Regions from separate parts of the Homo sapiens genome. Here region 1 is linked to region 2. Evidence: chromatin contacts called from ENCODE Hi-C or POLR2A ChIA-PET data. All regions are on one chromosome and are shown on one strand. The core of a region is the stretch at or near the end of the contact, and the rest is flanking DNA. Distances in the headings are between cores, read along the strand shown. Region 1 overlaps NCAM1 (neural cell adhesion molecule 1). Region 2 overlaps NCAM1 (neural cell adhesion molecule 1).

Region 1 (6,986 bases), core at 3,325-5,824, 88 kb after region 2:
CTAGGGAGTTGGGAGTTACAAAACATCTATCTACACCTGAAGCCATTTGCTAAAAGAGTTGGCATTCCTTTCAGAACATATCATCAGTTTAAAAAAAAAGACATTTAAACAGAAAACACATTTCAAAATCTATCAGTCTCCCATGGGGCTATTTTACTCAACTGAGGTGGGGAGAGGGAGATTGTTTGGTTCTCAAAAGACAGAACTTTTTTTCTGTCTGTGAACAAGGGATAGAATAGTGTGGGAGAAATGGCTGGACTTGGAACTGCAACCCAGTCTTGAATCTTGACCCTATCATTATCATCACTTATGGCTCTGAGCGTCCCTTACCCATATGTAAAATAGAGGCTATAATGCTGTGATTATCTATGAGCAAAGAGGCCAGTTATAGTTAACCAGGAGAGAAATGATGGCAGCAACTTGATATTAGAATTTTTTTTTTTTTTTTGAGATGGAGTCTTGCTCTGTCGCCCAGGCTGGAGTGCAGTGGCATGATCTCGGCTCACTGCAACCTCCACCTCCCGGGTTCAAGCAATTCTCCTGCCTCAGTCTCCCGAGTAGCTGGGACTACAGGTGTGTGCCACCACATCCAGCTAATTTTTTGTACTTTTAGTAGAGACGGGTCTCCTGACCTTGTGATCCGCCTGCTTCAGCCTCCCAAAGTGCTAGGATTACAGGCGTGAGCCACTGCGCCCGGCTGATGTTAGATCTTTGTACAAAGACTGTGCTCTTTCTAGCCTATGATTTGGAAAGAGTGTAAATGGTAACTAATAGGTTATAATAAACCTATTTGGAGATGGACAGAAGGTTATAGTAGTTGAGGGGTTTAGGGGAAGAGTTCAAGCCTTAGAAGTAGATGATTTTTAATCTTGGTTTTAGTGCTCATTAACTAAGGGACCCTGAGCAAGTTATTTTATTTCTCTGAGCCCCAATTTCCACGTTCATACAGTGGAGACAATAATATTGGCCTTTTTATCACTCAGAACTGTTTGATGAAATAATGAAGTGTGTTTTGTAAACTGGAAAGTGTGAACTGTCCACAAAAGAGGGCTTGGGGGATGAGTGCTTCTTGGAGGCGTGGGAAGCACTGTTGGAAGCGCCTCTTGTCCCTGCCCCTGGGTCCTGCCCAGCCCAATACCTAGGTTCATAAGCACGTGTCTTTGAATCCAGCTAAGATGATGCAGTATTTACGCAAGGAGTGTTTATGGAAAGCAAGAGATGGGATACTTCGTCTGTGAGAAATGTTTACATAAGTGCCTTTTAAGGTGGGAGTTATGCCCAGTGACGAAATTCCACTTACATATGCAACTGAAAAAAAGGTGAAAGTTGAGGTAGGAATTTGTATTGGGAACAATGAAAATAGTAACAGAGTAGGAAAGGACCAGGCAGCAAGCAATGGAGGGAAGGAGTTTTGAGATCAAAGCAGGATTTCCACTTACTATCATTAAACCTAGTATTTCAGTGCTTCGTGTTTGGGGAAGAATAATCAGCCATTGTGCTGCAGTGGAAAACATCCAAGCATTGATTTCCAGAGAACCTGGGGTTCCTCTGGGCCAGCTTTGTCTCTGGTGTTTTGAGGGAGGAATCACTAGCTTTTCCATCTGTGCAAAAGGCCAGGCGTCTAAATGGATAACTCTTCCTTTAAAAACTTCTGTGATGGGAAGGGGAACATCACGCTCTGGGGACTGTTGTGGGGTGGGGGGACGGGGGAGGGATAGCATTAGGAGATATACCTAATGCTAAATGACGAGTTAATGGGTGTAGCACACCAGCATGGCACATTTATACATATGTAACTAACCTGCACATTGTGCACATGTACCCTAAAACTTAAAGTATAATAATAAAAAAAAGAATATTTTGCAAATAAAGTAAAAGAAACACCCTTAAAAAAAAAAAAAAAAAAAACTTCTGTGATGATAAATGTGTGCGTGGGATCCTGTTAAGCAGGGAATTCCTTTGAAAGCCTTGTTTCCCTTTTCTCTCCATGGCCCAGAGATAGATCCTGGCCGCATTTGGATATGAAAACTCCTCAGCCTTGCCGTGTTCTCCTGCCCCTTGAGAGTTGTGTTCTGTTTGAAAAGAGCTGAACAAATGAAGGCTGTTTTTTCACTTGGGATAAGAATATCCTTCTCAAAGCAGTAAGGGCTGAACGAGGGTAACAGGATCCATATGTTGAAGCTGGCTGCTAATACTCAGCATATGGTCCAGCAAACTTTCTTGGGGGGACTCAGCTTCTCATTCTTTAAGGAATGCTCCAGTGAACTCCAGAAAAGATCAGGACTTAGGTGACCGTGGCATAGACACAGCTTCTGGGCTTCATAAGCCTGTAGTTCCCAGAGAATGAGAGCCACGGGAAGTGACAGGGAAGGTCCTGGCTGGCCTTAGCATGGATAGCACTGGCCTGCAGCTCTCTTTGTAAGGCTCCATGCTCCCCAAGATACGATGGGCCCTTATCAATTCATGGGCTCTCTGTGTTCTGTTAAGGGATAGTGAATCCAAGGGTTGTTACTTGGGGTTCCCAGATGGTGTGTTCTAGTGAATGGAAACGTTTTGCCCTCTGTGCAGGGGCAGCATTGCATCATGGAAAGATCACCTACCCGGAGCCAGGAGGCCTGGGCTCTGGGGCCACGCTAGCCCTAACTAGAAGTGACCATAGGAAAGTCACTCCACCTTTTCCTCATCTGGAAAATGAGGAGGCAGGATGTGGTGATGTCTGAGACCCCTTTGGGCTCTCACAGTGTAGAATCAAGTGGCACCTGAACTCCATCCTGAGGAGAATGACAGGAGAAAGCACCCACAGATAATCACACTTGCACTGCGGGCAGTGACCCCGCGGCATAGTATTCCAGCACAGCTCTGTGTGCTGCGACCACATTCAGGAGAGGCAGGGGAAGACTTTTTATTGCTCTCAGGCAAGAATTCAGTCCTGAGCCTCAGGGAGCCGGCAGTGGTGGTCTGAGCAGGGGAGAAACTAGCTGCCCTAGATTACTCTATTTCTTCCAAACCAGTTTTTGGAAGTCTGGGTTTTCCCCTCTGATTTTCACAGATGACAGCGTCAGCATCTTCCCCCTGCCTCTGCCCAGGGCCCCATTTCTCCCCTTATGCCCTCCTCCTTCCCTTTTCCATCCCTGTCTCCACCACATCACCTCTTTCTCTCTGAAGCCTCTGCTGGCTTTCTCCGTGACCTGCCTTGTCTGTTGCTGGCATGGTTAGGAAGGCCGCACCCCCTTCCCAGCCCCAAGCAGGCCCTCTAATCCCTGCAGTCGGCTGAGGACAACTGTAGTCTCTCCATCAAATAAGCATAGACCAAGACCTGCAGCAGCTCTGCCTGCGAGCCGGTCACCATGGCAACGAGCATCACCTCCATTCTACTGTGAAAAGAAAATGGCTGTTGGAAGGAAGGGCTCACTGAATCTCCATTCCCCAGGCTGTTTTGTTCAAGCCTGTCCCTCCTGTTGGCCAGAAGAAGCCCCATGCACTGAACCAAATACCTGTTTGCCTTTAGATTTGGGGTTTACTTAAGAGAAGGAAAGGCAGAAAGAAGTTGAATTCAAAGGAATAAAGCATTTTTCCACCTCGAAACTCTATTTTCATGAGGAATGGTTGTCTGCTCCCAGCAGATAAACGAGGAGCAGATGAACACAGGGATCTGTGAGATCTGGCGCAGTGTATTTTGTCTTATCGGTGCAGTGGAATGACAGAGCATATGGATGTTCAAATAAATATTCAGGGAAAGTAGCCAAGGGACCCAGGGAATTCCACAGGGCACGGGCTACAGAATTTCCAAAGGGTGTCTGACTAATTGGGGTGGTGATATGTGATGTTGGCTCCTGTTATGGAAAAAGGTGTGTTGGTCCTGTAGTCGTGAGGGAAGGTGAGGGTTTACCCTTACCATCCCCACTTCAAAATCAGTGTGAGCCCTCCTAGTGATTGTGTCCGGACAGCCTGGGGAACTGGCAGGAGACCCCTGAGCTTGATTCTGGAGTGCAGCCTTACTGCACTTGACACAGCTGTGGAGACACTTCAGATGACATCCAGAAGGAACTGGTTGGGTCACCATTTCTGTGAATCCCAGGATGTTGCTGTTTTGGAGCAGGATCATAAGTCTTCTCAAGGGGTTGGAAACATTTAGTGCAGAGATCACCCAGAATCTCCCAGGGCACCTTGCACTCTCTGAGGGGAAATAGCTATTCCATAGGAGAATGGTCTGGGCCGTGTCTCTCTCTGGCTGCACATGGCCCTGGCTGTTGGTGGCACAAGTTCTCAAACTCCACACAACCTCCTCCCTTCACTCTTTCTTAAAGTCAGTTGGGAAGCCTATTTTTGAATGGAAGATCTGGGTTTCATTCTTGAACATTGGAATGTACGTTTGAACTGAACTTTGTGGGTTTTTTTTTGTTTTTTGTTTTGTTTTGTTTTGTTTTGTTTTTTCAGTTTCTCTGCAGGTGGATATTGTTCCCAGCCAGGGGGAGATCAGCGTTGGAGAGTCCAAATTCTTCTTATGCCAAGGCAAGTGCCTAGTGCTCAGCTGCATTTTAGAACTTGCTTCAGAAACTCACTGGGTAGAGCAGGAGCCCTCAGGCCATGTGAGCTGGCTGGTCAAGCCACACCTAGAATTCTTGGCATTGCTCTATTACAGGGTCAATAGTATGGCCATTTAAGAGCCAGGGCCTCTTCCTTCCTTTTGCAAAAATCTGCCTCAACATAGCAAATCTGTCATCTAGACTTCACCTTGACTACAGAGGAAGTCTAGGAGTTTTCTTAGAAAAATCAGCACAACTTCCAGAATAGTGAATCATCCCCCATCTCCTATTCTGTATACATTCAGAGTTCTGTAAATGACAATGGAGAACAGCACTGGCTCAGAAACAATACTTCGGTGGATCTGTTTAAGGCTTATTTCTTAGAATTCCCCAGAGCTTGAAAATCTAAGTCTAAAACTTGCCTGTAGGTAAATAGAATACTGGTATGGCTTTTGTTGTGAGGACATATATCCTGGGTTTACCAGGTCTATTGTGAATATCGATATTCTGTGCCATGGTCCCCACCAGAGCTCTGAGATATGCCAGACCTGGTGACCTTGTTTTACATTTAGAAAACATGCCCCATTTCCACAGCCCAGATAATTGCCAGAAAATGTCCTGTGGAGGAAAAGGTTTCAAATTAAGCCTCAGATTCTCTGTATATGACATGACTGGGATTCAGAACATGGAAGAACCAGGAAAGAGCTGAGCTAGGTGTAAATGGTGACATTTAGCAAGCAGCTTTTGGCAGGGAGGGGCCTTTAAATGCTGTCATGATTTGCGTGGACGAGGTGGCTTGTGGCCGTCGGATGTGTTCACTCCAGCTTTGCCTTCATTACAGCAATTTCAATGATCTGGAGACGCAGCCGTGGAGCCCACAGCACATCTTGCAAATAGCGATATTTATTGAAAACATGATGGGCCCTGAAAGGAAGACTGCTTCATTTCCATACTAAGCATCTGTGCAGGGCTGGGTGGTGCAGGCTGAGAAGGGCGCCACGCGAAGAGGCAGGGGCCCATGCAAACAGGCAGGGCGCCGCCACATCCGCCGGATCTGAGCGCCCTTCCAGCTCAGTGTCCTGGGCAGTTTCAGTGTCAGAGCCCTGTTCCAGCTCAGTGCCGGGGGCAGCTCAGCCACCACAGTCTGTTCCTCCTCATTGCTGCCTGGGGAAAGGAAGAATGGGTGGTTCTGGCTACCTTCTTTGCAGCATGCAAGGAAATGAATTTGTCTGAGCAGGGAGTGACGAAATGACAGTCATGCCAGTTTGTGCAGGCAGATGCTAGAATAAATGTGGCTGGAAAAAATGAAATAAAAAGTGGTTGGAATCTGCACTCCTATACTAGCCAGTATTTCTCGCCTTCATCTCAGGAGACCCATTATCCAAGGCTTCAAAAACAAGCTGATCAGTAGACTCAGACCAGTTAGGCTCTGGCGCCCGAATCCTAAATACACTAATTCCCTTGGTTACCCGTTGTGTGAGGCATGTGTGTTCCTAGCTTAGTGCCCAGCACACAGTATGTTCTCAACAAGTATCTCTTCTCTTCCATCATTAGGGATAGGACCATGATAACAACTAGTACAAGTGGTTGTTGAGTTCTTTCCAAATATTGTAAGAGGTGTTAAGTATATAATAGTTAAATGCAGAGGCCAAAGAAGGGCTGCATGTCATTCCAGCAGCCATACTCACCCCTCCCTGATGTTCAAGCCTTGACTGATCTGTTGTTCAGTAACTCTTACTGATCAGCCACTGTCAGTCTGGAGGGGACTTATTAGTCTTTTCGACTTCAGTAGCTTAAAAATAATCTCTTCCTCTTTAGTGGCAGGAGATGCCAAAGATAAAGACATCTCCTGGTTCTCCCCCAATGGAGAAAAGCTCACCCCAAACCAGCAGCGGATCTCAGTGGTGTGGAATGATGATTCCTCCTCCACCCTCACCATCTATAACGCCAACATCGACGACGCCGGCATTTACAAGTGTGTGGTTACAGGCGAGGATGGCAGTGAGTCAGAGGCCACCGTCAACGTGAAGATCTTTCGTAAGAGCCTCCTTCTTCTTCTGCATTCTCTGGCCTCTCCTTGCCAAGGAGACATGTGGGTAGTGGAAAGGTGGAAATGATGACAGAAGGACCAGCTGAGGGCCTAACCAGTCCCATTCTCTCTCCCTAAGTCTTTTCTGACCTTGGCCAACCCAGAACTCACAACCCTGGTTCACACTGGTCACAGCTACTCCCCCACAGGCGTTCATTCTCAAAATTCAAATTACATAGTTCCCAGAGGGCTATTACGGGTTTCTCTATCCCTTCCCCAAATGTTGGCTGACTGTTCTGCAATTTGGGCTCCTCTCCCTTCTTATTTCCCTCTCCCCTGCTGGTAATGGAGCCCAGGGCTCAGTGGGGTGGGGGATCATTATCTGAACACTCTCTGCCACTCAGAGCAGGCAGTTCCTATTGCCTCTGAAA
Region 2 (6,369 bases), core at 1,945-4,444:
TGTATGATGTTTGAGAATAAGCAATACTACAAGGAAAGAAAACAGATCAGCAGCGTCAGGACCTGGGGTGGGAGGTCTGGACCACAGGAGGACACACAGGAACTGTTTTAGAGTAATGGAAGCGTTCTGTATCTTGATTGTCGTGTGGTTATATGACTGTATACATTTGTTGAAACTCAGGATTGTATACAAAATAGGGAATTTTACTGTATGTAAATTATTCCTCAGTAAACGTGACTGAAAATATAAGCCGATGTTAACACCTTGTTGTGTATCCCTCCACACATTTTTCTATGAATATCCATTACAAATATGTATCACATATATATATGTCTTTAAAAGAGAGACTCTGTCTTGTAACCTATTTTTTCACTCAAAAATGTATCAAAAGCATTTCTGATCAGTAATCATTCATCTCTATCATTAAAAATGAGCATGATTATTTGAATAAACGTATTCATTATTCAAATTAGCTGTTGTCTGGATTTTCTCATCGCAGATCTTATTTTTAAGCTTTATTGGCACATGTTTACTATGCGAAAAAGAAAATCTTTCTCCCAGAACATGGTTGCTTTAACTGAAAAATAATGAAGGTGGTCGGTTGCCTAAGGTAATGTCTTTGTGAACATTCTGTCTGTTGTTAGCCTGCTAGTGATTAGGTAGCTGAAGACTCCTTTTCAGTACATTTTCTTTGACCTTGAATTAGATGTAGGGCTAAGGCAGGACCAACCTGTGTAAGTGAGCAGTCACAAGAAGTTCTTTTTACCTGATGTTAGTCTTTTGTAATCTCACTTTTAAAAACAAACTTCTCTTTCTTATGTTTTGCCAGTGGAAATATTTACCATTCGAAACTTACTCTTTGGGAGTCTAATGAATGTTATTTCCTTTAAAAGGCACAATAAATATTTTCCTTCTGACCTCTAAAAGTAGATGGCAGAAAATAAAATTGATTGTTTTCCTCATAAATTTGAATAGACATATTACCTCTGTTTCAAAAATGACATCAGCTAGATGACTTCCCAGGCTAATGACAGTTTTCCTGCCAGACAGAACACTTGATTTACCATTGTCATGAAGTCACCGTGCCACCGTGTTTCCCATTCCCATTGCATGCTTGAAGAATTGTGATACTTAAGGTTTCCTATAATGAAAAATAAGAAAAAACTGGACAGGGCTCATTGTTCACCATTATGTAGAGAAAGATCTCTCCACAGCAAACATTATGAGAGTGTCTTCATTGGTCTTGCTGAACGTGGCCAGCCTTCTCTGTTCCCCACCCTGTTAACACATTCTCTGCCTCTTCTATGTGGATTTTTTTTAAGTACATATTAGTTTCATGAAGGTCTTTCTGCCTGGAGAAGTGGAATCCCCCAACTTTTGGAAAGCCTTTTAAAGTCTCCATGAGTCCAGCCAGGTGTGGTGTCTCACACCCGTAATCCCAGCACTTTGGGAGGCCGAGACAAGTGGATCATTTGAGGTCAGGAGTTCCAGACCAGCCTGGCCAACATGGTGAAACCCCGTCTCTACTAAAAATACAAAAATTAGACAGGCATGGGGGTGTGCACCTGTAATCCCAGCTACTCAGGAGACTGAGGCAGGAGAATTGCTTGAACCCAGGAGACAGAGGTTGCAGTGAGCCGATATCGCACCACACTGCATTCCAGCCTGGGGGACAGACCAAGACTCCGTCTCAAAAAAATTAAATAAAATAAAGTCTGCATGAGTCCAATTAGCTACCGTGTTTCATATCTTTTCTGTATCTAAAATTGTTATCCTCTGACCTAGTAGAAAGGGTCTAAACCTCTGCTTTCTTTTTAGATAAACCCATAGATTATTTTGGGGGGTGGTTGTGAGGTTTTTTTGCAAATTAGATGATCAGTAAGTCCCTAGCGCCATAGACTGGGCCAGATGCACTGGGCAATGTAAAGAAATAAGCAATGTCCTGCCCTATAGGAACTTGCCATTGTTCATTTGAATTTGTTGACTTTGTTTCTCTCTGGAATTATATATAATTTCCTGTTTGCTATGATCCTTACCTTAAAATAAACCTGCAGTATTATCCCATTCACTCCTTGGAATGTTCTGATTTATGACTATTCAGCAGTTCTGTCCCATCAATAGGCTCTCAGGAATGTCCTAAATTGGCAATCTGTGGACTGGTGGGTTCCATCTAGAGCCTGATAGGGTGGAACCACTAGACAAATGGAGAGTGTCTTTTGTTGTCGTTGCTTGTTTCAGCATCCCTGGAAGGATAATTTACTTTCCAAAGCTTCATTAGCTAAATGAAACTCAAGTCTTGCCTCTTTAGTTTAAGACAGGTTCTTTTAAAAAAAAAAAAATCTTGATGTGTCTTAGATAGATATTCTCTTGGATTATCTTCCCTTTTACATGATACAGGGCTTTAAAATCAACCTTGTGTTTGACACGATCAATGGATGGAGATCCAGGAAGAGGACTGGTGCTTTAGGATTTCACTTCACATTGCTGTCCTCTGCAGAGCCTTCTCTTCCAGTTGACATGCTGAGGGACTTGGAAAGGGCTAACAATCTGCTTTTAAACTAGCGATGTATTCTGATGCCCAGTGCTTCAAGCTGTTTCCCTTTTTAGGCTTAAGTTTGCCTGGAGAGGAAAGTGGAGACCTTGAATATTAAACTCTTTTTGCCTTGTGTGATTTGATGGTGGTTTTGTGGAGAATTATTTGTCCTTAGGTGGACTCTCAGCCCAGTTTGGAATGAAGTCATCATAGCCACTTGTGCCAGGCCCCAAACAACCCATATAGCTGATCTTTTCCCCGGAGTCAGAGACACAAATAGAACTGTTTCAGAGCATTGCAGAGGGGAACTCTAGAGAGGTTTGGCCGTGGCCACTCTCCTTTCTGCTTTTAAGATGAGGTGCATTGTGCTTGGACTGACTCCACATTGGTAACCAGGAGACAAGCAGCTCTAGAAGATGTTGCTCCTAGGGCATGGGGCTTCTCTGCCTAAGAAGCCTTAGGACATTTAAGCAGCAGGAAAAGAAAGGTCTGTTTTGGCTTTATCTAGCCATGTCACTGAGTATAATGACCCCACGATTTCTTCTTCTTCACATTCATTTTGATGCCAATTCTTTTTTGCTGTGCTTGGGGATTTTTGTTTTTCCTCTTCAGGCACTTCCCAGGGTTCTGCACAAGTGTCCTCTGCAGTGGGGTGGCATCCCTGCTCCCTCTGGTGGAAGGCCTGAGCCACAGTGCTCTGAGAGCACCTCACTCACTGCAGTGAAGCAAAAAATCCTGCCTAGCCTGTGTGGCGCAGCTTTCTATTTTGCAGTCATAACCTTTTACTCAGCTAGTCAACAACAGGTATTCTGTGACTGCCCAAGGCTGGAGAATCAACAGTTCCTATCTCATGGAGCTTGTATTGTAGACATGCATCAAAATTTTGTATCTGAAGTGCAAATACCAGAAATATATAAATTAAGACGAGCTCTCCTCTCCCCCACTGAAAATAAAGGAAGTCTTACTCAATTCTTGGGGGGAATTGCACCCAACTCACCAATGTTTTGTAGTAGGAAATTCAAAAATTCAGAAAAGACCGTTATAAATCTTAGGTTATTTTTCAAGAGACATAACTAATAAATAGTACCTGGGGAGGCCCCTGGACAGTCAGCACCCCCCAGCTGGTAGCATCCTGGGAGCAAGGTGGCTGTGCCTTTTGAGTTCCTGAGTTGCTGTTACTTTAGCACTTTACACATTGCCCCACCAACCAGCTGAAGTGCAGAAGGAGTGCAAAAAAAGTTACTTTAACCCAGATGTCCATCATAAAACGTACAAAACAGCTTGGAAATAGGTACTGTGTCAAGGAAGCTTTATTATGATAATATTACTAATGGAAAGACAAAAGTTGAACCAAGATATATTGCCTCCACATTCCTGGTAAAGGTTCAAAACATAAGCACAGAGTTACTAATGTGTGAGCTGTCTTTTCCCCAATTCTGTGCTAAGGAAGTGAAATTGCCATCAGTTTTAGTTTTTATAATTTCTGAGCATCCACATGAAATAGCAAGAAAGAAAATACCCTACCCTCCACCTCACTGGCAAGGGTGCCAGCAGTGTCTTTTAGATTCTGTAAGGGACACGGTGACCAGAAAGTCAGGACAAATGGATTCTACCATTAGCCAACCAACAAAATGAATTTTCAGATTGTTCTAGACATGAGAACAAAAGATCAGAGAAGCCACAACAATGAGATACCTGTTACACATGTATTCTTGGATCTCCTTCTTCCACTCTGTGGATGCTCTGAAGGAGGCTTTATTTACATGCACTAGTCGAGAAACAGTTTTTGTTGAAAACAGATAACAGTTACGAGAATCTGGCCAAGCTTAGACTCACAGATTCTGCCCAGCTAAATGGTGGGATGTCTCTTTCTTAGTTTTTAATTGTGGGAAAATACACATGACATAAAACTTGCCATCTTAACCATTTTTAACTGTAGAGTTTAGAATATGGATCTCCTTTAAGGAGGAATTAGGCTACTAACAGAATAAAAAGTTTAATTCTTTCTCTCATAAGTTTAAACTGACTTCTCTAATTCCCAAATAGACACAGGTTTACGGCAAATACAAAAATCTAGGCTTAAGGTGACAAAGCAGAAATAGATTATGCAAAAATTCATGGGAATAATAAAGGTATTCTTGTATGTAGTTGATATCTGATCACCTCCTTCGCCTAAGTGGTGAGCTTTTGACAGTAAGGGCTGTCTCATACTAATTCATATATTTGTAGCACTTAGCACAATGCGTTACTCAAAAGTACTCTAAAACTATTTGTTGCTTGAGTACTATCTATTTTTCAGTAAATAATCTTTTGTCCATTCAGGCAACTGCCCTGAAATTTTGCTGTGTTATGCCTTCATTATAGAAGGGAAAGAGAAGGGTGGTGGACTGGTAGTGCCAGGGCTCTGAGGCTGCAGTGCTTTCTCCAAGGGACCATCACAACACTGCAAAGCCGCTAGAGAAATGACAGCCCAACAGACCTGGTGGACTTTAAACAAGAGCTAAGCTAGTTCAGCTGGCACATATTTTCAAGTGACTCCAAAATAAAATGCGTATTTGCATCAAACAACTGGAATCATTTTAGCTTTGGAGTTATTTAAATTTATCGACAGGGAGAAGAGCTTCTGGCTTTTTCTATGGGTTTGTCCTGTCAAACATTAGTCTGCTCATTTCAAAGAGCAAGACTGATCAATAAGGTGCCCAAAAAGCTGCCTCCAGACAAGGCTGGCAAAGAGAGTGGTACCTCTTGTGGTTTCTGCGTGGAACCCATTGGCATTGCACATTGACATTCTTCAAGAGGCTCTTTCTATGTCCTTTCTGGCCTTTTGAAAAGGTGCCACTGTGTTTTGGGAAAGGGTCCAAAGAGTAGAATAAGATCTAGTATTATGACTGTAACCTTTTTAACAAGGTGAGATTTCATAGAAAAATGTTTATTAAAATATGCCTCTTTATGAATATCGAAGATTAAATGTTCTGTAGTTGGTGAGCTCAAGTGGGCACTCCCAGTCAAATGAATTCTATATTTTCCACCTCAAATCCTTTTGAATAAGACTGGAGTAGACATAAATTACATGTTTCTCTTTGCAAATTGGCCTTCAATATTTCATGTGCCAAGAATATGTTACAAAATTGGGGCAGCATTAATATCTTTTTCCTAATGCTCTCTAAACAGACTTTTTTTGGTATTTCATCTCATCTGCATAAGCCATTTAGTGGCCAGCAAAAACTGTTATGAGGGAGCAAACTAATACATCAGAAGCAAAACCCAAGATATATTTAGTGCTCAGATCTAAGTTATTCACAATTTAGTGTCCTTTCCACTGCAGGGGTCTTCAGACAGTGTTCTAGGAAACATGGTTTAATAATGTCATGTCCTGCCTTCAGGTAAGTTACACTGTTGTTAGTGAACAACGCCTTCCCCTCTTCTCAGCATTCAGCCTGGGGTACACAGAACCTGAATCTTCAAACTCCTACCTTCCCGTCCCCCACTAATCCCCGCAGCTCAGACCAACTATTTGTGTTGTGAAAGGTCTTATTGGCGTTTTTGCTTTAAACCTAACCAAAATGACTACAAAAATTTTGGTGACCATCCAGAAATGTCTTTGGATTGTAGACTTCAGGGATAATGAAAATTATTGATTTACTCAGCAACTTTGTACAGCTGTGTTGAGGGAAAACGAAATTGTGTATGAGAATTTAAATTGGCAAAACAACCTAAATCCTTATAAATTTCATACCACTTATAAATCTGTGAGACTTCTTAGCCTTCTTAGCCTTTTAGTTTAAAGCCAGAACAGAATATGAAGACACTGACCTATGAAAGTCAAGTAAACATGC

Evidence for each region. A loop is a pair of places that touch in the nucleus more often than their neighbours do. ChIA-PET counts read pairs that join two places held with the same protein, here RNA polymerase II (POLR2A). Pooled maps may share reads with other maps.
Region 1: a loop to region 2 is called in a map of PC-9, with 8 times the contacts of the local background. The contact joins two enhancer-like sites. A Hi-C loop is called at or near these places in 3 of 168 maps with a recorded cell type or tissue (PC-9, aorta and pancreas) and 1 of 50 pooled maps. POLR2A ChIA-PET finds 5 or more read pairs at or near these places in 1 of 52 experiments (PC-9).

Annotation. Positions count from the first base shown.
Region 1 is chr11:113,197,942-113,204,927 of GRCh38, forward strand. It overlaps NCAM1 (neural cell adhesion molecule 1), which reads left to right. Exons shown (of 20, transcript NM_181351.5): 2 at 4,438-4,512; 3 at 6,345-6,563. Among named protein-coding and RNA genes, the nearest start is that of NCAM1-AS1, 72 kb to the right of the region's middle. Within about 2 kb of position 4,575, at least 3 of the 41 ENCODE cell types and tissues checked have a DNase peak (open chromatin) inside an H3K27ac peak, as active enhancers do.
Region 2 is chr11:113,111,442-113,117,810 of GRCh38, forward strand. The region is part of intron 1 of NCAM1 (neural cell adhesion molecule 1); the gene reads left to right. Among named protein-coding and RNA genes, the nearest start is that of NCAM1-AS2, 150 kb to the left of the region's middle. Within about 2 kb of position 3,195, at least 5 of the 41 ENCODE cell types and tissues checked have a DNase peak (open chromatin) inside an H3K27ac peak, as active enhancers do.